2 separate regions of the Homo sapiens genome follow, and region 2 is linked to region 1. A link is a contact called in ENCODE Hi-C or POLR2A ChIA-PET data. All regions are on one chromosome and are shown on one strand. The core of a region is the stretch at or near the end of the contact, and the rest is flanking DNA. Distances in the headings are between cores, read along the strand shown.

Region 1 (5,355 bases), core at 1,237-3,736:
TTAGAATATTGCAAGGGGGTTTATTTTTAAGAAACACGAGCACTAGGATGATGATTCAGCCGGGTCTGCACTTGCCCAGAACCTCTCATCGGATCCAGGGTTATTATTTTAGACTAATATATTTCTCCAACCCCACCTCCCTGCCATCCTCCTCCAAACAAGGCAAAGAAATGAAAGAATTTTCTTTTTTCAAGGTTCTCCGGCAACATTTTGTTTTAGGGGAAAAAGAGTAGAAAACTTTACTTTGACTCACTTTGCAGGAGAAAGGATATCCACATGCACAGACAGTCCCAGCCTCACCTGTTGTGACGTAAATGGACTCAGAGTGAACTAGGGTGAAAGCTTGATGGCCTGGCCCCAAGGCTACACTTAACCCCAATGACAGGTCTGCATTCCCGGAGCCAGCTGGACGGAGGGTGCTCAAAGCAGGAGGTAGGCTAGGGAGAACAGGGTGGTGGTTCCACAGAGAAGTTATTCTGTCAAAAATCCTACTACTCTCTGCCACTGCTATCTCAACTTTGACAGCTGCACACCAAGTCCTTCACACTCTGAGGCAGCCTCAGTGCAGAGGAGGAGCTCGGCCTGACCAGATGGTGCCATCTGTGCAGCCACAAGAAGCCTCAGAACCAGAAAGTGATGGAGTGGAGACATGACCACATCCCAAGGCTGAACATGCATAGGGGTGTATCTGGGAGAGATGAGGTTTAAGAAAAGAAACAGGACGAGGAGAGGAAGTTCACAGGGTTCCCTCAACCACCCAGTCTCTCTTCCGCACCTCTGACTGAGGGCCATGTCTGGGTACGTGTGCCGGCAGGTGCTCACCCTCACACAGAAACACAAAGGCCAGACTGGCGGTACAGCCTGCAGGCTCGGGAGTCCAGGAAGGGAAGTGTGGGAAAAGTGCCACTGTAAACGTTAGACTCTTAATCCCGGATGTTAAGAATGTGGAAGAGATTAAACCAGGGGTGCTCTTGGCCCAGCATTTACAAGTTTAAGCAAAGACCCCAGGGCCACCCTTCTTGTGGAGTCTGGCCAGAATCAGGTCAGACCAGGCCCCGATTTAGGATTCACGGCCGGTCTGGGTAGGCCGCAGAGGCAGAGCATGGCCTCAGCTGGACGGACACAGGGAAAGGGAAGCTTCATTCACACCTGTCACCTTCATTCCAGGCCAGTCCGCTCCTCCCTCACATTCCTTGCTTCCCCTGATGGAAAGCACCGGTGCTGGCAGCTGCCAGGGCAGACAGCTGATGTTGCTATGTAAACAGAGGCCTCAGCCAAGACGGATTCGGCCCAGAAGAGATTTTTCAGCCGGTGCCCATCCCTTTGAGCCCTCCCCAGGCAGGAGACTCTGGCCATAGGCCAACTGTTGGAGATTCCAGGGCACAGTTTCCAGGCTCTGATGTCACTTCTCCTTTCCGGGACAAGAACCCCTCAGCTCTAGGAAACCTCACCCTGTCTGCCCCTGTCTGACCCTATGTGACCCTGGGGAGCTCACAGAGGCTCCTGGCTCACTCTGCCTGAGGTGGTCTTTTCTGATGAGGCCCATCATTCCATCTTGGTTTCTCCAAGCATCCCTGGAGACTCTGGGCCATATGAATTTCCCTGGGGGAACTGACCAGGCAGTCACTGGAGTAGAAACTGCCCCTTCACCATCTTGGCGGTTTAGCTTTTCCCTTCGTAGCCTTCCTAGTGTTCTTTTTTGTTTGTTTGCTTCCCTCTACTTTCCACCCTAAGGAAATCTCCTTTTCTCACTGGGGATATTTCTCATTTGGGATCTAAGGAGAATTACTTCTTGGGCACCAGTCAATGTGATTAGACCATGGAATCAAATTTATTTTCAATGACTTCATTAAACAACTTCTGCCCTTACTCAACCAGATGTCTGGACATACGTAATCCTTCCTGACAGAATGCAGCAGGAATTCCATTGTCCAGCTCAAGGCCCTGCAGTGAAAGGAGATGGGCTTTCAGGGCTTACTAACCTCTGGGACCCCCAGGGTGTCCAGCAGGGCAGACAGAGCCCGCTGGAGCCATGAACTGCCACAGAGATCAGTGATGAAGAAGGGAAATCAAAGAGGAAGAAAAGGGGAGGCAAAGAAAGGTGACCAGCAAAGAAAACAGGAGGAGAGACAGCAGGAAAAAAGCAGCCACACAGGGGAGAGAAGATGAAGAGGTTCTCATGGGTCCTCAGGAACACTGGCCTCCATTGAGAAGAATGTTTCACGTGGTCACTCTGGCTGCAAAACCAGAAAATCACTATCTGCTCACTCCAATTCACCCAGGGCCAGCTCATAGGCAGCAAGCCAAGAGTCATGAACTGTCAGAAATGGAAAGGACCTCGGAGAGCGCTGAAGCTTCCCAGTGAGGGCGCTGTTGGCATTTGAGGTGGAACGGTTCTTTATTGGGCAGGGTGGTCCTGGGCTTTGCGGGGCATTTACCATCTCAGGCCCCCGGCCCTAGCAAGGAGCCTCCTCACTTACCAAGATGTGAGAAGCAAACGCTTCCACCTCCCACCACACTTCTAACCCTCCTCTCCCAGAGCTGACCCAGTTGAGAACCCCTGGGAACACCCCTTAGTGAAGAGCTGCAAGGGTTCTGAGGCCCGGGGCTGGGAAGGAGTTGGTTTAAGTTCACAGATGGCCTTTGAAACATGAATCTCAACCTCCCTCTCCCTTTCTCTTTACGAACCACAGGAAAAAACTTGACAATTCAGTGTAGTAGGTGCTTTACACACTCCCAGAGGAGCAGTGTGAGAAAGGACCCGTGGGTGGAAGGGTGGGGGAGTCCTGGTTTCCCTCTTGAAACTTGGTCTCAGCGGATGCTACGCAGTCATCTTCACCTGCCCTCCCCCTCGGCTGATTCTTGTCAACCCAGTGACACTGATCCTCCTCTCGAAAGGGATTATTTAGACAAGTGCAAAAATGGAGAGGAATTCAAGGCTGGAAGTCGCTCCAGCTGGAGGGAGGAGGTGGATGGGGATATAATGCCACTAAAATTATCCATGGCAGACAGGGACTGGGACCCCACAGCTGATGGGCCTCTCGCCTGTTATGGTAATTTTCCACCCTTTGGGCCCCTCCCAAGCTTCCTCATGACACCCAACACATTTAGAAATGACGCGATGGCCTTATGTAATGCTGACAGAATAGCACAGGGACAGAGTCACCAAACCCTAGTCCTGGCCATCTTACAGTAAGATTCCCGGAGTTTGTGGAGTGATTGGGTCAAGACCATATTTGTCACTTTCTCATTTCCTCGCCAAAAGCAAGATTACCTAGAGAAAAGGCTGCTTGGCGAAGGCCATGGGTGGAAGCTGAGAAGCTGCTTCTCTCCAAACATACCTCCAGGAACACAGCTGTCCTGAGTTCTAGTGTGGCAGAATGGCGGGAGCTGGAATCTAGAGAGGGAAGCTGGGGCTTGGCGCTCCAGTGCTTGTGGCCTCTCACAGCTCTTCTTCTTATTCTCATGTCCTGCACCTCTCTTCCCTCTCCTCCTACACAGTAGACCCTGCAATCTCTTCCCCAGCCCTGCAACTCAGAAGTCAAGGTTTCGGAGGAATTAGGGAGAGAATCTTCCCTCCTCAAACACCTCAATCCATTTGAAACTTCAGCTGAGAGATCTGCCCTCCAGAGTTCCCTCCCAACCTCCAAGTGCTGGAGAAAGAGAAAAGAAGTGGCAAGGGTTTCCGCCACCAAGAATAACCATAGTCTTACTGGATTTGCTAATACAAAATTGTCCACGGGCACCTACAAGCCAACTGGGCTCTGTGGATGGTCAAACCGTTCCAAGGCCACTCGGCCCTAGTTGTGGGGAAAAAAAACCGCAAAGACTCTGACCTACTGGGAGCAGTTTAGGAAGGAGGACTTTTGGGAATCAATGTTTACCTGGGAGGAAGGGCTCGAGGGCAGGGGCGTGAGTCAGGGGGATTCTGAGGCAGGTGGCAATCACTCTTCACCTTTTTTGAAAAGTTGATGATTTCACTGAACCATCAGCCATCACCTCCGTGCTCCTGGGGCTTTCCCCACTGGGGCTGGGATCGACTTTGGGGCGTGGAGGGAGGAGGGTGATGGAAGAGAATTCCCCTCTTCCTGCAGGTCTTCCTTCCTGACCTCGAGTGACCGACCACTCCCTTCCCCAGTCTTTCTCCCCATTCCCAGGCCCACTCTGATGTGCTGGCAGGGTAGGAGGGGAGCGGGAGAGTAGATAGCTTTCACTCACAACTGAGGCAGTCTAACAGCTGTCCTCTGCAGGCGCAGGGGTGGTCACTTGCCTTGGCTGCATGAAAAAGTAGTCAGAGATTAGCGTATGGGCATGGCCTAGGGGATGAAGGACCGGAGGCCCAGTCTGGCCCCCAGGAGAGTGACCAGTTGGGCCCCTCCCAGAATGACTTCACTGGGGCCCAAACATGGGAGCCAGTGCAGGGTCAGACCCCCTAACTTCACCTCCACAACCTCATTATCCAGAGATCCAGGCAACACTGGACAAGGCTGAGCCCCTAAATCACACCCAACGGCTTTATCTGCCCCTCTCAGCAGACCCAGTACTTTTAGCCAGTGACTGTTATTTTTCAGGGTCAACCGCCAACTCAGTTTTCCCATTCTGATTCATCAAACACAGGTGGAGGCCTGCGGCTGAAGCAAACGGTAGATGTCAAAGTGTGGTCCCCGGACCAGCAGGATCAGCATCATTAGAAACACCAGTTCTCAGGCTCCATCCCATATGTGCTGAATCAGAAGCTCTGGGAAAGGGGTCCAGCAGTCTTCTGTTTCAACAAACCCTCCAGGTGATGCTGGTGCACACTCAGAGTTGAGAACAGGACTGCAGGGCCTATCTATCTGTCCTCAGCTGGGCCCTTTCTTCAACTCCTTCACTGGCAGGATAAAGGCCACTTAAGGTACAGTCCTTCAACTTCTACCTCCTCATGTATGTCAAGCTCTCCCTAATGTCCCCCCTTCCTTTGCCCTACCCTCTCCCCCACCCACCACCTTCTAAGCCCTCTCTGTAGCCTTCCATACCATGTGACCCCAGCTGCTCATATATCTTCCTCCATTAATCCCTTTGCTCTTGAACACTCATTTCTTTCTCCTGGTTATTTTCTCCGTGTGTCCAAAGACACTCTGGTCTCTTCCAATTCTAGAAAGACAAAAGCCCCAGGAGAACTCTATAGAGTTTACAAACTACCTAGAATAATCTGCTCTAAGTCCCCCGTCCCCTTACACAGGTGAGGCACAGAGAAGCAGCTTGCTCAAAGCCGCAAGCTGGTTCATGGCAGAGTTGGAGTGAGAAATCAGGTTGCTGCATCTCTGTTCAGGGCTCCTTCTTGATAAAGGAATCTGGCCTGCATCAGCTCCATCA
Region 2 (5,355 bases), core at 2,024-4,523, 91 kb before region 1:
TGGTGGGCACCTGTAGTCCCAGCTATTCAGGAGGCTGAGGCAGGAGAATCACTTGAGCCCGGGAGGCCGAGGTTGCAGTGAGCCAAGATCATGCCACTGCACTCCAGTCTGGGTGACAGAGCGAGACTCCATCTCAAGAAATAAATAAATAATATAAATAATAAATAAATAATAAAACTATTTTTTAAAAAAGGATTTAAAAGTTAGAGATTTCTGACATAATACATAGAAAGTCCTGTTTCAGTTCTTTTCCTTTCCCAAATTTCACCAGTGAAATATCCTACCTGTAGAGAGAAACAGGTACAGGTTAATTTGTTTAAAAAAGGGTGAGGGGGAGCAAAACCATCTCTTCTTCACTTTTCTGCTGTCTATTCATGTTCTACACAATCTACTGAATGACAGGCCACAGATCTTTTAGCATTCTTAGGAAGAAAACACTGATGTGGTGGCATGTGCCAAGGTATATATAAAAGAAAAACAACAAAATTTCTCCTATTTTATAAGGCTAGCGTATTACTAGCCCTACATTTTGTTAAACTATCAGTACATCTAGTCCTCAATAGCCCTTGTGAAGCTTTACTATATAGTCTAAAGCAGTAACAAATGAATAAGTTAATGGAGAGGGAAAGTGAAAGGAAGTGAAAAACAAACTCTAAGTGGTGAATTCCTCTCCCAAATGAGAATTCTAATGTTTAAATACACTAAGTGGGAAACTAAAAAAAGTACTGTTATAATTTCAAGATTATTCTATATTTTAAGAAGCCAACTAAATAGAAAACTTTTAAAAATTTATACCACTTCTAACAAAGAACCATGCAATTGTCTAACTAAAAGACACTTACAAGAGTTTTCAGATGAATGGTTCACCAACAGTTGTTATTATAAAAGAGTTTTCCCGAAAAAAGGACTAAGAAAATGGCAGAGAGTATGTTCATGGATAGGTTGGTTCAGGATTCTCCCTGGAAAATGGGAACATCAAGCTACAAACTACAGCACAGCAATCAGACAATGCATTCAAAGGAAATACACCCATTTTCAATTTTAAGAGTTGTAAACTAGAAATCTAAAGAATAGTTCACACTCATCAATTGATACAAGTAAAGACAGAAAAGTACTTTAATCAATGGTGCAAATTACTTTCACTGATACATATATATGTATGTATACATTTTTTTCTTTCAAAATAACAATATTACAATATTCTTTCTGTTTCCTGGTAGGGAATGAATTGTCTTAAAACCCATCAGGAAAATAGTATTAAATCTATTTTTTTTTTTTTTTGAGACAGAGTCTCACTCTGTTGCTCAGGCTGGAGTGCAGTGGTGCAATCTCAGCTCACTGCAACCTCTGCCTCCCAGGTTCAAGCAGTTCTCCTACCTCAGCCTCCCAAGTAGATGGGATTACAGGTGCCTGCCACCATGCCCAGCTAATTTTTGTATAAAAATATATCTGTTTTAAATCATAGGACAAAAACAACTATGAAATCAGACATAGCCAGAAATGATAATGTATAAAATTTAAATATTATCTAAACCTGGGGCCATACACTCATATCAACCAGTACCAAACAGTCACCTTAAATGTATGAATCAAGCCAGGTATTTTCTGTAGAGTAGTGGGACCCGTGGCTAAACAGAAACAACCTACCACCCAAAGACATTCATATTTAATTGTGGAAAAAAAAAAAACAATACTGTTGCAGAATCAGGACTGTAAACTTAAAGTATCTGTTTTAAACACATTAGGGAGGCGGAAAAAATCCTGATATATGTCCTTCTAGTCTTAGTGAAATTGAGCAGGGACTAAAATGAAAATAAATCAAGAAACATTCAAAGCAGCAAGCTCCTCAGTAAGGATTCCTAAAGATACACAACAAGCACAAAGTAAATACAAATAGAGAATTCCACAATTTTAAGCAAAACATAACAGGCTGGTACCATTATAGAAAGAAGGAAAAAAAATGAAAAAATGCACAGAAGAATCTGCAAAAGAACTTACTAACTTAAAGTTTAAAAAAAAAGAAATATCTATGCCTAAAGCAGTTTTCCAAGATGTCAACATGTCAATTCAATCTAAAAGTGAAAGTAGGCAGAGACCCATAATTTACTGTTAGAATCTTTAAAATAAATATTAGTTACCAAATACTTTTTATTACACAGGCATTATGATCTTGAAATGGGTAAATAGGGGCCCTTAAGTGATACTGAAATCTTGTAAACACTAGTTACCAGAACAATGATCACTTAGTAAACAGCACCATAATTCATTAAATTCTTATTTATATAACTTAACACCTACTAAAACTTAACAATTACTTAGTAGGTCTCAAATAGGACACTTCAGCTACTGTTTTGTGAAATGAAGACAATCTTCACGCAAACATATAAAGACTGATGTACAGGCCAGGCACAGTGGCTCACGTCTGTAATCCCAGCACTTTGGGAGGCTGAGGCAGGTGGATCACCTGAGGTCAGGAATTCGAGACCAGCCTGGCCAACGTGGTAAAACCCCATCTCTACTAAAAATACAAAAATAGCTGAGTGTGGTGGCAGATGCCTGTAATTCCAGCTACTCGGGAGGCAGAGGCAGGAGAATCACTTGAACCCAGGAGGCAGAGGTTGCAGTGAGCCGAGATTGCGCCACTGCACTCCAGCCTGAGCAACAGGAGCGAAACTCCGTCTCAAAAAAAAGAGGTTGATGTACAAATGATTCAGGCAATTTCCTCAAAAAAGCATTTAGTTAAATTTTTATCAAATACATAAAATAAAATCTTCATATAAATGTTACCTCCTGGACATCCTCTGGATTTCTTCGTGAAACAACCTAAAACAAAACATACATAGAAATCTCTAATCATTATCAAAATTTAAGATTTCATATTTGTATAATTAACTTCCAATAGTATTTGTATGAAAAATTCAATTTGCTTAAAAAAATAAACACTATATCATTTATCCAAAACTCAGCTATATAATAACTTCACTATCTGAAATTCATACTGTTAAATCAAGTTTAACCTAAAGTTACCTCCCTTAGGCTACATATTTTAAGTTTGGCCTAAAAGTTTCTCTGTACATAATGAAAGAGAAATAGATATGTAAATAGATGTGTAAAGACTGTAACCTACTCTGGCGCCAATCACCAAGTTTTGGCCAAAGAGAGCCAACTGTTCAAACAGTGTTCAAATAAGGCAAATGCTTAGTTGGAACCAATACAGCTGTTTCAGTTTCCTTTTCTGTACATCACTTTCCTTTTTCTGTCCATAAATCTTCCACCACATGGTTGCGCTGGAGTCTCTCTGGACCTACACTGGCTGAGGAGGCTGACCAATTTGTGAATCATTCTTTGCTCAATTAAACTCTGTTAAATTTAATTTGGCTAAAAATGTTATTTTAACAATACTAAAAATTAAGCAAAAAAACAGCTAAAAGTAAGTCCACATGCTAAAGTTCATATATTCACTACATTCTTAAGAAAAAGCATCTGGCCTTTACTCTTACTTAATTAACATAATTCTAACAAGTTTGTTCACATCTCCCCTTCCCAGCAAGCCTATATACAAATTAGAAGCATAAAAAGCAGCTGCACTTAGGCAAAGTGTACAAGGGATCTCCCTACATTATTTCTTACAACTGTATATGAATCTACAATTAGCACAATAAAACTTTCAATTAAAAAAAAGCAGCTACAATGCTCGGACACAACATGTGAGAAGTATGAGAAGTAATCACTGGCTACCTATGATGAAGAAAACAAAAGTAATATAAATTATTTACAAACATTCAGGGACAAATAATCCTTCTATCAATACTCCCTAAGCAAAGAGGAAAAGGAGAGATTCCTTCAGACTTCCCTGATGACAAAGGCCAAAAAGTCTAACACCAGGTAAAAAGATTTTTTTCACAAAACTTTTGAAAAGGCTAGGTGTTTAAATCATCAAACAGCATCCTAAATTAGGAAAATCTCACATTAGATTACATAATACGGTACCATCCATGTAAGTGTCAAATTAACGGTTTTGAAGCTACAATGGTGTATTTTGCAAAAATAAACAAAAAGATAAATCAGGCTGTTCTGCCTATGGAGTAGCCATTCTTTATTCCCTTACTTTCTTAATAAACTTGCTTTCACTTTAAAAAAAATTTTAAAAAAAGATAAATCAAACACACATTAAAATGGTTGCCTAGGAGTGTGAGGAAGAAAAGGGTCTTTGATATCTAATGACAATACACCATGAACTAGGGATTATAATCCATTCAGCAACACCCCTAAAGTCCAAAATAAGAACAAAAAATAGAGGATGTAAAGTCAGACAAACCTTGGTTCAAATTACAGTTCCTCTTACAGGTTTGATCTCATCGATAAAACGGAGATAATACTAACTGCCTGGCCTGGCTGTTGTGAACAACAAATAAGGACACAGCAAGAACTCTATAATTTAAAAGTTTCCTGTCCCCTACCAGACAGGTTAACCATTGTAAAAGGTCCCACCTAAGAATTCCAGAGAACAAATATCTTGCACTCTATTCTCCAACTTTCAGAATATATAAACTTGGTGAAATCTTGTAGTAATTGTCATTAATTTATACTACAGTGCTATGCAATAGAACTTTCTGTGATAACGGAAAAAAAGGTTCTCTATTTGCAGTGTTCAACACAGCCACCACTAGCCACATGTGTGTGGCTACTGAGCCACTGAAATATGGCTACTTTGAGAAACTACATTAATTTTATTTCATTTAAATTAATTCAAAAAAATTTTTGTATTAAAGAGACAGGGTCTCACTCTGTCACCTAGGCTAGAGTGCCATGGCATGATCATAGCTCACTGCAGCCTCAAACTCCTGGACTCAACTGATCCTCCCACCTCAGCCTCTTGTGTAGCTGGAACTATAGGCACACCACAGTCGGCATACACACACACACACACACACACACACACACACACACACACATATATACACTTTTTTTTTTTTTTGGTAGAGATGGGGGTCTCCCTATGTTGCCCAGGCTGCTCTCAAATTCCTGGGATCAAGCAATCCTCCCGCCTCAGCCTCCCACAGTGCTAGGATTATAAGTGAGAACCACTGTAAGCCTTAATTTAAATTTAAATCAAAATAGCTACATGTGGTTAATGGCTACCAAATTAGACAACACAGATTCAGTATAAGAGACTATAACAGGTAACTAACAACTATACATTATTCAAATCTTTGATTTTAGCTATTACTTTCAAATACCAGCCTGTCCCCTCACACACCTTTCCAAAAGTATAGTATTTCACATAGTATGACTAATTTTGCTTCTTATAAGTGTTTCTTTTTTTTTTTTTTTTTTTTTTTTTTGAGACAGAGT

Evidence for each region. Hi-C counts contacts between places; a loop is a spot of excess contacts on that map. ChIA-PET counts read pairs that join two places held with the same protein, here RNA polymerase II (POLR2A). Pooled maps may share reads with other maps.
Region 2: a loop to region 1 is called in a pooled map, with 4 times the contacts of the local background. The contact joins two enhancer-like sites. A Hi-C loop is called at or near these places in 2 of 50 pooled maps. POLR2A ChIA-PET finds 5 or more read pairs at or near these places in 3 of 52 experiments (GM10248, K562 and T-cell).

Annotation. Positions count from the first base shown.
Region 1 is chr1:212,977,167-212,982,521 of GRCh38, reverse strand. All of the region lies in intron 7 of VASH2 (vasohibin 2), which reads right to left. Among named protein-coding and RNA genes, the nearest start is that of VASH2, 29 kb to the right of the region's middle. RefSeq lists enhancers at 531-680, 791-1,010, 2,843-2,892 and a silencer at 2,261-2,555. Within about 2 kb of position 2,486, at least 12 of the 41 ENCODE cell types and tissues checked have a DNase peak (open chromatin) inside an H3K27ac peak, as active enhancers do.
Region 2 is chr1:213,068,474-213,073,828 of GRCh38, reverse strand. RPS6KC1 (ribosomal protein S6 kinase C1) reads right to left here. Exons shown (of 15, transcript NM_012424.6): 2 at 2,788-2,823. Among named protein-coding and RNA genes, the nearest start is that of RPS6KC1, 20 kb to the right of the region's middle. RefSeq lists an enhancer at 3,089-3,388. Within about 2 kb of position 3,273, at least 2 of the 41 ENCODE cell types and tissues checked have a DNase peak (open chromatin) inside an H3K27ac peak, as active enhancers do.